Linked DNA regions of Homo sapiens: regions 2 and 3 are each linked to region 1. Evidence: chromatin contacts called from ENCODE Hi-C or POLR2A ChIA-PET data. All regions are on one chromosome and are shown on one strand. The core of a region is the stretch at or near the end of the contact, and the rest is flanking DNA. Distances in the headings are between cores, read along the strand shown.

What was found. A loop is a pair of places that touch in the nucleus more often than their neighbours do. ChIA-PET counts read pairs that join two places held with the same protein, here RNA polymerase II (POLR2A). Pooled maps may share reads with other maps.
Region 2: a pooled map shows a loop between it and region 1 (2.0-fold over the local background). The contact joins the enhancer-like site here to the promoter of OAZ2 in region 1. A Hi-C loop is called at or near these places in 2 of 50 pooled maps. POLR2A ChIA-PET finds 5 or more read pairs at or near these places in 3 of 52 experiments (GM10248, H1 and WTC11).
Region 3: a pooled map shows a loop between it and region 1 (2.8-fold over the local background). The contact joins the enhancer-like site here to the promoter of OAZ2 in region 1. A Hi-C loop is called at or near these places in 2 of 50 pooled maps. POLR2A ChIA-PET finds 5 or more read pairs at or near these places in 2 of 52 experiments (GM12878 and activated CD4-positive, alpha-beta T cell).

Annotation. Positions count from the first base shown.
Region 1 is chr15:64,701,102-64,704,855 of GRCh38, forward strand. OAZ2 (ornithine decarboxylase antizyme 2) reads right to left here and starts at 2,180. Exons shown (of 5, transcript NM_002537.3): 1 at 1,928-2,180. The coding sequence starts at 1,947. LOC124903507 (a long non-coding RNA gene) reads left to right here and starts at 3,442. Exons shown (of 3, transcript XR_007064679.1): 1 at 3,442-3,531. RefSeq lists an enhancer at 1-137 and silencers at 1,766-1,985, 1,996-2,315.
Region 2 is chr15:64,864,267-64,868,020 of GRCh38, forward strand. It overlaps PLEKHO2 (pleckstrin homology domain containing O2), which reads left to right. Exons shown (of 6, transcript NM_025201.5): 6 at 633-3,736. The coding sequence ends at 1,622. Among named protein-coding and RNA genes, the nearest start is that of PLEKHO2, 24 kb to the left of the region's middle. RefSeq lists enhancers at 1,109-1,158, 2,612-3,291. Within about 2 kb of position 1,768, at least 4 of the 41 ENCODE cell types and tissues checked have a DNase peak (open chromatin) inside an H3K27ac peak, as active enhancers do.
Region 3 is chr15:64,534,671-64,538,424 of GRCh38, forward strand. The region is part of intron 2 of ZNF609 (zinc finger protein 609); the gene reads left to right. Among named protein-coding and RNA genes, the nearest start is that of ZNF609, 76 kb to the left of the region's middle. Within about 2 kb of position 1,706, at least 5 of the 41 ENCODE cell types and tissues checked have a DNase peak (open chromatin) inside an H3K27ac peak, as active enhancers do.

The DNA of each region.
Region 1 (3,754 bases), core at 930-3,429:
TCAAAAAAAAAAAAAAAAAAAAATATTCCTCGAAGAAAATTAGGCCTTTGTCAGTAGAAAAGGGCTGACACCCACTACAGGAATAGGATGGGAAAAGCTGCAGGAAGGAAGCTGTGGTTTTTAACCCCAGCTTTGCATTATAAAGAATTACCTGGGGAGCTTTAAAACTATATGCTAATAATCAGGACACTCTAGGCCAATGAGACCAATCTTTGAAGGTAAGGCCCAAGTGACTGATTTCTCAAATGTGAAGCCAGGGTAAGAAACACTGAAATACAAGAAAAGCTGAAAACCCAGTTGGAATATTTAAGGCTGGTGCTGTTAACAAGTGGGAAAGGAAAGTTGAGAGACTATTTCAGTAAGAAGAGTGCCCAAGTTTGAGAGGAATCCTGAGTGGCAGTTAGAGGGCTCTATGCAAAGAAAAGCAATAAAGAAGGCAATGCATTTGAGAGGAACTAGTCTAATTCTGAATAGAACATGGCCCAATTTAAGGAAGATTTACAGGGAATGGATCTGCTTGCAAAATAATGAGGCCCAAGTGAGAGGCAGAGGCCATAAGGCCAAATCTGGGGACAAAAGGTCTGGTGTGGGGAACTAATGAGCTTCAGACACGGTTTGGACAGGACAGCAACAAGTTTGGGGAAAAAATGAGGAAGAGAATTAGGTCCAAATTGTAAATGAAAGCCATTCTGATGTATAAGGAGCAACTAGGATTAAAAATTCCGGGGAATTAGGAAATTGTGGAACAGTTTCAGAGAACAGAGGCAGAAATATGGGATATATTAAAATTTGAGGGAGAGATAGGTGAGAAGGGTTGTCTTGGAGAAAGAGAGGCATGTAGAGAAAGGAAAATTGAGGAACTATCTGCAGGGGGAAGGATATACCATGCAAGTTTGGAAAACCAGGGTGCTCGGTCTGAGAAAGATGTGCAGCCTTTCTCTAATTAATGGGGGAAGACTAGGGTCGGGTTTTGAGGGAGGAAATTGCAAAGATCTAGTGTCCAGAATATAGAGCTTGGTTTGAAGGCACTGGAGGTACAGGGGGAAGGTTCACTGGAAGCGAGATGGCTGGGTCCTGTGATCTAATGATCCAAAGACGGGATTCAGTTAAGAGGGGAAGGAGAAGGATGAGTTCCAGCTGAGAAAAGATGTTTAGAGGGTAAGAATGTTTCCAAGAGTGTTGGGGGTATACCATTGGGGCAACAGGATGGAGCACAAGAATCAAACCTGGTGTTTGATAAATAAAAGGAATGGCGCTGGGAGACTGGGAAAATGGGGCCTAACTGGGAGAGGGGTGTGGAGAGGGGAAGGTGGGGGAAAGATGAAGCTGAAGTATGGGACCAGGAGGAAGAGGCTGGACATCTGTGTAAGGACTGCTAGGCCTGAAGAGAATGGGGGGAGGGTGATGAGTGGGGGTAAACTGAGAACTGAAGGATGGAGGTTGACTTTGCGGGGGGCAGTGATATGAGAAGAGTCTGGGTGGGGGGTGCAGTTTTCATCAGGGAGGGAATTCAAAGGGAAGGGTGAAGTGACTTATAAGGGGAGTAAGAAAGATTTGAGGAAGACAGGAAACAATTTGGGGAATCTGGATGCCGGGGAAAGCCCAGTTTGGGGAATGGGGCACAATTCGGTGGGGCTGAAAGAAAAAAGGGGACTTGCTTGGAAGGTTGGGTTCCGGCTTTTGGGGGCTTTAGGGGAGGAGAAGGCCCGGATGAGGGGGATGGGCCCGGCTGAAGAGGGGGCTAAAGGACAGAAGAAGGCCCAGTTGCAGGGCTGAGGACCGGACTAGGGTGGCTGAAGTGGTGAACGGACCTGGCTGGGGGCGGATGGCCCCGCTGCGGGGGGCGGGGGCCGGCTAGGGGTACGTGAGAGGCCCTCTGGAGCAGATGAGGGAGGATGGGGGCGGGGAGCCTGGGCCGGGCCGTTACCTGTCCTGGGTGTTTATCATCCTCGGCGGCTCTGCTCAGGGTGGGAGGAGGCGGCGCAGGGAGTGGATAGATGGATGAGTGGGTGGGTGTGGGGTCACGCGCGCGGGGTCGATCTCTGCGGGCTAAGTCCCTGTCAGGCCGCGGGCCGAGCGCCTCCTTTTGCCTCAGCGAGCGCCTGCCTCCAACTGACCCTCCCCGGCCGCCACCGCCGCCGCCGCCGCCGCCGCCCCGCCCCCGAGTGCCTCATCTGCATAGCCCCACCCCAGCGCCGCGCGGTGTCCTGGGAAACTGGGGCCCACAACAAAGGGCAAAGCACCGCCCCGCCTCCGCGCAGGCGCACCACGGACCGATCGTGGGGGTAGGGCTAGGGGGTCCGAACGAAGGGCAGGCTGTGCAGGAGGCCATGACCAAGGCGGTGGGTCTGCCCGCAGCTGCGGCAGCGCGGCCCAGAAGATGCGTTGTGTTTCCGGTAGTTTTCTGTGAGGATTGACTCAACCTGGTCCTCATCCCTATTCCTTGTTGGCGTGGGGCCGAACAGGGCTGTGCCATTTGGGAGGATATTAAAACAAAATCAGAAATCTTAAGAGAACTACACACATATTAGCACCATTCCTAGTCTGAGTCCAGGCCCACAGATCTGTTATCTCAGCTCATAATGCAGATCAATAACCTCAGCTGTCAGGGTAGATCAACAATCTCAGCATCTCGCACACATCTCATGTCAATCGTCAAGGCTGCTCCAAGCACTGGCTTAGGTCATCTGAAGCCAGAACTCTGTAGATCATGAGCACAGTCACAACAAGACAGTCGTGGAAAGCGTCGTCACTAACTTGTTCACGGTCACTTCAGATCACAATCAGTGCAAGTTACTTCAATCGATCATGCAAGGTTACTAGTTCAGTCACCTCCATTCATTATCCCTACTGGTCCTTATGACAGATTAGTGCCTGAAGGCCACAGTCACCGGTGCGCAGACCCCTCAGATCACAGTCCTTGTAGGTTACAATCACAGACACTTCAACACAATCATCAAAAGCCCCGACTCTGTTCACAGTCAACCCAGATTGCAATCAAGAGAGGTCACATTATCTCAGATCACAGTGGGTCACTCTGTCACCTCAGATTACATCCATTCAGTTATTCAACAAATAATTATTTTATTTATTTACTTATTTTTGAGATGGAGTCTCTCTCTGTGGCCCAGGCTGGAGTGCAGTGGCACAATCTCAGCTCACTGCAACCTCCACCTCCCGGGTTCAAGCGATTCTCCTGCCTCAGCCTCCTGAGTAGCTGGGATTACAGACATGTACCACCATGCCCGGCTAATTTTTGTATTTTTAGTAGAGACGAGGTTTCACCATGTTGCCCAAGCTGGTCTTGAACTCCTGACTTCAGGTGATCCACCTGCCTCGGCCTCCAAAAGTACTGGGATTACAGGCATGAGCCACCGCACCCGGCCAACAAATAATTATTGAATAGCTACTTACTGTATGCTCCAGGCATGTGCTAGAGTCCAAGAATACGCCATAATCAACCAGGCAAGGTTCCTGCCTTGGATGTCACAATCCGGTCAAGGGGAGAGACACAGGTCATCACAATACCAGGTAAGTAAGTGCTCAATCTGAGGAATGCCACAGAGAAAGTAATTTAGGGAATTAGGGACAGCTTTGCAGAAAGAGTGATAACTCAGAGAAAGGGTGACACTCCAGATCGGCGGTCACTATGACTTTCAGTTCACAAACATCTCACATTGGAGTCATCTCAGGATATGGTTACTCTCCTTCACAAACAGCATGCTTTTGGGTTTTGGATGATGGGGATGGAGGC
Region 2 (3,754 bases), core at 518-3,017, 160 kb after region 1:
GTCAGCTGTGGTCTGGGACCACATCTGATGACATGAGGAGAGTGGGCACAGGCTGCCAAGCAGCTGGACAGGCAAAAGCTGGAGAGAAGCTGGCAGACGGAACAGAGGTCTCCAGGAAGGGCAAGCAGAAGTCAGTGAGCTTGAGATGAACTGGAAGAAGTATGTTTGAGTCCTGGTCCTGTCTCTGACTGACCAACTGGTTGTGGGGACCCTGGGTATGGTGATGGGTAGGTGGGTTGCAGAGAAGGGAACCTCTGAAGGCCATACAGCTAGGTAGGGGTTAGATGCAGGGCTGGAACTCTGTCCCCTGCCACCCAGGCTTGTATAGTCCAGTCCAGGTCCAGTATCCCAGAAACCAGCCTGGGGCTCCAAGAGGACCCTGGCTGTGACTTTCCTGGCCTGTGATTCCAAAACAGGGAATTCTTTGGTGGTGAGGGAAAGGAGAGGAAGATTCATCAAGAAATCACTTTAGCTTCTAATTAAGTAGCCACAGAAGCCAGGACAGAGGGAGGCTGGGGAGCTGGGGGCCTGGACAACCTGGATGGGAGAGGGTAAGAACTCGTGTCAGTGGGCACACCTGACCCAATGGCTAGTCAGCCAAGATGACACCCATATACCATCCCCCCCACCAGGTGGCCAGTGCAGCTTCTGACGGTCTTCTGCGCCTGGATCTTGATGTTCCGGACAGTGGGCCACCAGTGTTTGCCCCCAGCAATCATGTCAGTGAAGCCCAACCTCGGGAGACACCCCGGCCCCTCATGCCTCCTACCAAGCCTTTCCTAGCACCTGAGACCACCAGCCCTGGTGACAGGGTGGAGACCCCTGTGGGGGAGAGAGCCCCAACCCCTGTCTCAGCAAGCTCTGAGGTCTCCCCTGAGAGCCAAGAGGACTCAGAGACCCCAGCAGAGGAGGACAGTGGCTCTGAGCAGCCTCCCAACAGCGTCCTGCCTGACAAACTGAAGGTGAGCTGGGAGAACCCCAGCCCCCAGGAGGCCCCTGCTGCAGAGAGTGCAGAACCGTCCCAGGCACCCTGTTCTGAGACTTCTGAGGCTGCCCCCAGGGAGGGTGGGAAGCCCCCTACACCCCCACCCAAGATCTTATCAGAGAAACTGAAAGCCTCCATGGGTGAGATGCAGGCTTCTGGGCCACCTGCTCCAGGCACAGTGCAGGTCTCAGTGAATGGCATGGATGACAGTCCTGAGCCTGCCAAGCCCTCTCAGGCTGAGGGCACCCCAGGAACTCCTCCAAAGGATGCAACAACATCCACAGCACTGCCCCCCTGGGACCTGCCACCTCAGTTCCATCCCCGCTGCTCCTCCCTTGGGGACTTGCTTGGGGAAGGCCCGCGGCATCCCTTGCAGCCCAGGGAACGGCTATATCGGGCCCAGCTGGAGGTGAAGGTGGCCTCGGAACAGACGGAGAAACTGTTGAACAAGGTGCTGGGCAGTGAGCCGGCCCCTGTTAGTGCCGAAACATTGCTCAGCCAGGCTGTGGAGCAGCTGAGGCAGGCCACCCAGGTCCTGCAGGAAATGAGAGATTTGGGAGAGCTGAGCCAGGAAGCACCTGGGCTAAGGGAGAAGCGGAAGGAGCTGGTGACCCTCTACAGGAGAAGTGCACCCTAGGGCCTTCTGGGCCAGAGGCACCATCCCTTCTGGCCATCCATCAAGTCCATCAAGGCCCAGCCCTGCTGAGAAATGTGCTTCTGCTTCTACAGCAATGGCTGCAGGAGGGCCATTGGGCATGTCAGGGTTTGGCCATGACCCGAAGAGACTCCTGGCGTCCTTCCTACTCTGCTCTGGCCAGTGGTGCCAGGTGCCACCCAGGGCTACTGCCTGGCTATCTGGCCTGGCCTCTGGGCTGGGGCTGGGGCTGGGAGCACACACGCTGGGACCTATGTGTTTGTGTGGTCGTTCCAAACTGCCCCAGGGCTTTGGGGGCGGCACTTGGGGTTTCTGGGAATGACATCATCTCTGTTCCCCATCCCCAGTAGTTTACATTCCTGACTTCTGAATACAGCACAGCTGAGCCCCCTGCAGCTCCCATCTCCAGCTATTCCTAGGCAAAGAGCCTCATGGCTAAGGCAGCCTCAAAGCCAGCCCCTCCTCCCACCTATTCTGAGTAGCTGCAGAGGCCTTGGGTCCAGGCTCTAGGTTCATCCCTCAGTTGGGGGGAACGTAGGACCCAGCTGGAGCCTCTTGAGGGAGATGAGAGGCCTCTTTGTGAGGAGGACATTAGCTGTGTGGCCTCTCTCTCTTTGGCCCTGTTTCCTTTTTTGCAAAACAAGGACATTTTCTGCAGCCCCTTCCTCTCAGTGAGCTATGATTGGAGGGCTTAGGTCTGGAGGATTCAAGAGTGGAAGAGGAATTTAAGGGGTCCCCTAGTCTAGTCTCTGCCCCTGGATAGTGTCCAGCCTTGTATATTTCTGAAGAGGTGGATCCCAGAGTGGCTCTGATGTCCACATTAGAAAAACTTACTTGTAATGATCATGTCAGCCTTCAGAAGAGAATCCCCACCAACTTCTGTGCCTCCTCAGATGGGGATTTATCTGGATCTCTGTGGTTCCTTCTCAGCCGAAACAGGTCCAGTATCCCAGTCATTTCTTCAAATGCTGATAGGGGTATGTTGGAATCCGAAGCCACTTCCCCGCCTTCAAGCCCCAGATGGGCTGCTCTCCTGTAACTTTCTAGGAGAAGAGACATTTTCTTCTTTCCCTTTCCTGGTCCATCCCTGCACCCTGGTCCTCTCCCAGCCTCTCCCCCACATTGTCCCTGACTCTAGGGGCACATCCAGTCTCCATCGTGCTGCAGCAGCTGGACTGAGGGCAGAGCCTGTAGGTGCAGAGGCCCTGGCTCCCGAGGTCCAGCCACTCTCCCTGGGGCCTCTGGGGTGAGAGCAGCTTCCGATAGGACCTGCCCAGATTTCTGCATGTGCACTTTTGTTTACTGAAAGAGAGAAAGGGGGGGGTCACAGCAACATGCCCTGGCCTTTCTGCTCTGTTCCCCAACCCCACTGAGGCCTGCTGCACAGGTCAATGCCTTCGTTATCGTTATTGTACTGTCACTTTGTTCTTGAGGTAGTAGTCAAGGATCAGGAGGGGCAGATGTCTTCTCTGGGCTGCGTGGGGCCGGAGCAGAGGTGAGCAGCAATGCACTGGTTCGGGAGCCCCCATCAGCCTCCTTGTGCAAACTGGGCCCCCATGCCACAGTCTGGCTTTCCCTCCATCTGCCCCAGGACAAGAGCAAGAAGGACATCAGTTGCCCAGTCATGTGATCCCCTGCCATCTTGCCTTAGGAACAGCCTTCCCCCACCAGCAGCCATGGCTGGCTGGGGCTTTAGCCAAGCCACCTACTGCCAGGAATTGGAGCCTCAGTTCCCTCCTGTGTCAAGTAGCTAACTGCAGCAGCTGGACTGAGGGCAGAGTCTGTGGGTGCAGAGACCCTGCATGTAGGTCACAGGTTGAGGCCCAGCCACTCTCCCTGGGGCCTGGTGGGTAGGCAAGTAGCTCTGGGGCCACCTCAAGTGACCAAATGCTATTAATTTCCATCCTTTAGCAGGCTGGGCCCTAGGCAGGAAGCTGGCTTCTGGGAGAGGAGTGAGAACGTGCAGGGCCTGCCTAGCTTGCGTGCTTGAGGAAGGTGGCATTCCGTGCTTGCCTCCTTGAGGAGGGTGGCATTCTGTGTCTTCTGCTTATGAAGCGCCTTTCTTAAAGTTTGGCAATAAATCCATTTTTATGGAACTTCAGTGCCTCAAGCCT
Region 3 (3,754 bases), core at 456-2,955, 170 kb before region 1:
CCCACCTCCATCCCTAATCTCTTGTAACCACTAACCTGTTCTCCATTTCAAAAATTTTGTTATATAAAAACTGTTATTTAGGCCCGGTGCAGTGGCTCACACCTGTAATCCCAGCACTTTGGGAGGCCAAGGTGGGTGGATGACTTGAGGTCATGAGATTGAGACCAGTCTGCCCAACGTGGTGAAACCCTATCTCCACTAAAAATACAAAAATTAGACGGGCATGGTGGCATGAGCCTGTAATCCCAGCTACTCAGGAGGCTAAGTCAGGAGAATTGCTTGAACCTGGGAGGCAGAGGTTGCAGTGAGCCGAGATCATGCCATTGTACTCTGCACTTCAGCTTGGGCGACAGAGTGAAACTCCGTCTCCAAAAAAAAAAAACTGTTATTTATATAAATATGTAAAGTGAAACAGGGTCTCTGTCACCCAGGCTTGAGTGCAGTGATGTGATCATAGTTTACAGTAACCTTGAACTCCTAGCCTCAAACTATCCTCCTGCCTCAACCTCCCAAGTAGCTAGGCGCATGCCACCACCCCTGATTAATTTTTAAAATTTTTTGTAGATATGAGGTCTTGCTATGTTGCCCGGGCTGGTCTGGAACTCCTGGCCTCAAATGATTATCCTGCCTCTACCTCTCATAGCACTGGGATTACAGTCATGAGCCTGGACAAAAATGTTATATAAATTGAATCGTACCATATGTAACCTTCTGGGATTGGCTTTTTCAATCAGCATAATTTTCTGGAGATTCATCCAGGTTGTTGCGTGTATCAATAGTTCATTCCTTTTTGTTGCTGAACGGTAGTATTCCATGGTATAGATATACCACAGTTTGTTTTACCATATACGTGTTGGAGGTGAGCTGGGCTGTTTCTAGTTTGGGACTATTATGAAAAAAAATGGCTATGCACATTTATATACAGTTTTTTGTGTGTGTGTGAACATAAGTTTTCATTTCTCTGGGACAAGTGCCCAAGAGTGCAGTTGCTGGGTCATATGGTAATTGTGTTTAGTTTTTTAAGAAACTGGTTTTCAGAGTGACTATACCATTTTACATTACCACCAGCAAATGTGTGAGAAATCTAGTTTCTTTGCATCCTTGCCAATATTTACTGTTATCTCTATTTTTTATTTTAGCTATCCTGGCAGGTATGTAATGGTACCTCAATGTGGTTTTAATTTGCATTTCTCTAATGATAACAGTGTTCAAGTTATTTTCGTGTGCTTGTTTATCACCTGTGTATTCTCTTCAGTGAATCATCTGGATGTCTTTTGCCCACTTTCTTTTTTTTTCATTTTTATTATTTTCATTAATTTTTTTCTTTGGCCACTGGAATAAAGACTCACCATTTTCTAACTGAGTGATGTTTTTTAAATATATATTTTTTAGAGACAGGGTCTCACTCTGTGGCACAGAGTGCCATTGTAGCTTTGAACTCCTCAGCTCAAGCTGTCCTCCCGCCTCAGCCTCATGAGTAGCTAGTACTACAGGCACATGCCACTACACCTGGCTAATTTTTTTATTTGTTTGTGGAGACAGGGTCTTACTATGTTGCTGAGGCTGGTGTTTAACTCCTGGACTGCAGTGACCCTCTCATCTCAGCCTCCCAAAGTGTTGGGATTACAGGCATGCGCCCCTGTGCCCAGCCTATGGCATGATTTTAGAAGTGGTTTATGACTGTATAGCCTCTTCCTGTTCTTGCTTGTTTTCTGAGCCTGATTCTCCAGACTTCCTGGGAATTCAGTGAGTCACCCACTACTAACCTTTCATCTTTTGCTTGAATCAACTAGGGTTCGTTTCTGTATGCAACTAGGGACCTTGAGTTATATAGTTTCTGAATTTTGAGAGTAAAAACCACAATACATATTAAAGAAGTGCACCATCTAACCAGGGAGATGGGACTTAATGAAATACTAGAACTGGCCGGGCTCAGTGGCACATGTCTGTAATCCCAGCACTTTGGGAGGCCGAGGCAGGAGGATCACTAGAGCTAAGGAGTTCGAGATCAGCCTGGGCAACCTAGCAAGACCTCGTCTCTACTAAAATTCCACCCCCCCCCCCAAAAAAAAAATTAGCTGGCAGGCAAGGTGGCATGCAGGCCTGTCCCATTTACTCAGTGCCAGCTACTCTGGGGGCTGAGGTGCAAGGACTGCTTGAGCCTGGAAGGTTGAGGCTGCAGTGAGCCGGAATTGTGCCACTGCACTCCAGCCTGGGCGACAGAGAGAGACCCTGTCTCAAAAAAGAAAAAAAAAAAAAAAAAAAAAAAAGGCCGGGCACGGTGGCTCACACCTGTAATCCCAGCACTTTGGGAGGCCATGGTGGGCGGATCACCTGAGGTCAGGAGTTTGAGACCAGCCTGGCCAACATGGCGAAACCCCGTCTCTACTAAAAATACAAAAATTAGCCAGGTGTGGTGGTGGGCAGTTGTAATCCCAGCTACTCGGGAGGCTGAGGCAGGAGAATCACTTGAACCTGGGAGGTGGAGATTACAGTGAGTCGAGATCGTGCCACTGCACTCCAGCCTGGGTAACAGAGTGAGACTCGCTGGGTGCGGTGGTTCACACCTGTAATCCCAGCACTTTGGGAGGCCGAAGCGGGTGGATCACCTGAGGTTGGGAGTTCGAGACCACCCTAACCAACATGGAGAAACCCCATCTCTACTAAAAATACATACAAAATTAGCCGGGTGTGGTGGCACATGCCTGTAATCCCAGCTACTCGGGAGGCTGAGCCAGGAGAATGGCTTGAACCCAGGAGGCGGAGCTTGCGGTGAGCCGGGGATCATGCCATTGCACTCCAGCCTGGGCAACAAGAGTGAAACTCTGTCTCAAAAAAAAAAAAAGAAAAAGAAAAAAAAGAGCAGAGTGAGACTCCATCAAAAAAAAGAAAAAAGAAAAAAAATACTAGAGCTGTATTACACAGAAATGTGATAGCTTATCTAACACAGACAAGTGATATAAATAAAGGGGAAATTAATGGCTGGAGCATGTGGAACAGGTTTATAGAAAAACTGGATGCAAAAATTTACATAGAAAGAAGAAGTGTTTATATACTGTGGCCCTTTGGCAGAACACAAACTGTAATATGATTGTTTTGCCCCCTTAGGGGCACTATCTTCTTCATTGAAAATGTATATCCTAGGGCTGGGCGCGGTGGCTCTCGCCTGTAATCCCAGCACTTTGCAAAGGAGGCTGAGGTGGGCGGATCACCTGAGGCCAGGAGTTGGAGACCAGCCTTACCAACATGGAGAAACCCCGTCTCTACTAAAAATACAAAAAAAAAATTAGCCAGGCATGGTGGCGCATGCCTGTAATCCCAGCTACTCGGGAGGCTGAGGTGGGAGAATTGCTTGAACCTGGGAGGCGGAAGTTGCGGTGAGCCGAGATCGCGCCATTGCACTCCAGCCTGGGCAACAGGAGCAAAACTCCATCTCAAAAAAAAAAAAGAAAGAAAGAAAATGTATATCCTAGGATGTTCTAGTTAGGTTAATCTCTTTCCTTTGTTGCATTAGGAGGTGAAAAAAATTTTTAGATGGGTTAGATTTCCCTCAAAAATATTTCTAGTGATAAGATGTTCAAATAGTATATTGAGGTCTAATGCTAGATCAAAAAGTCAGTTGCTAAGACACTTGATGTCACAAACTGTTAACCATCCTGGCATTTTAAGCTTTTGAGAAATGTAAAATAATTCTTCTCCACTAAAATGTTTGAGGCTTTTGCTTTAGTTTATAGACTGGTTTATTATACAGTTT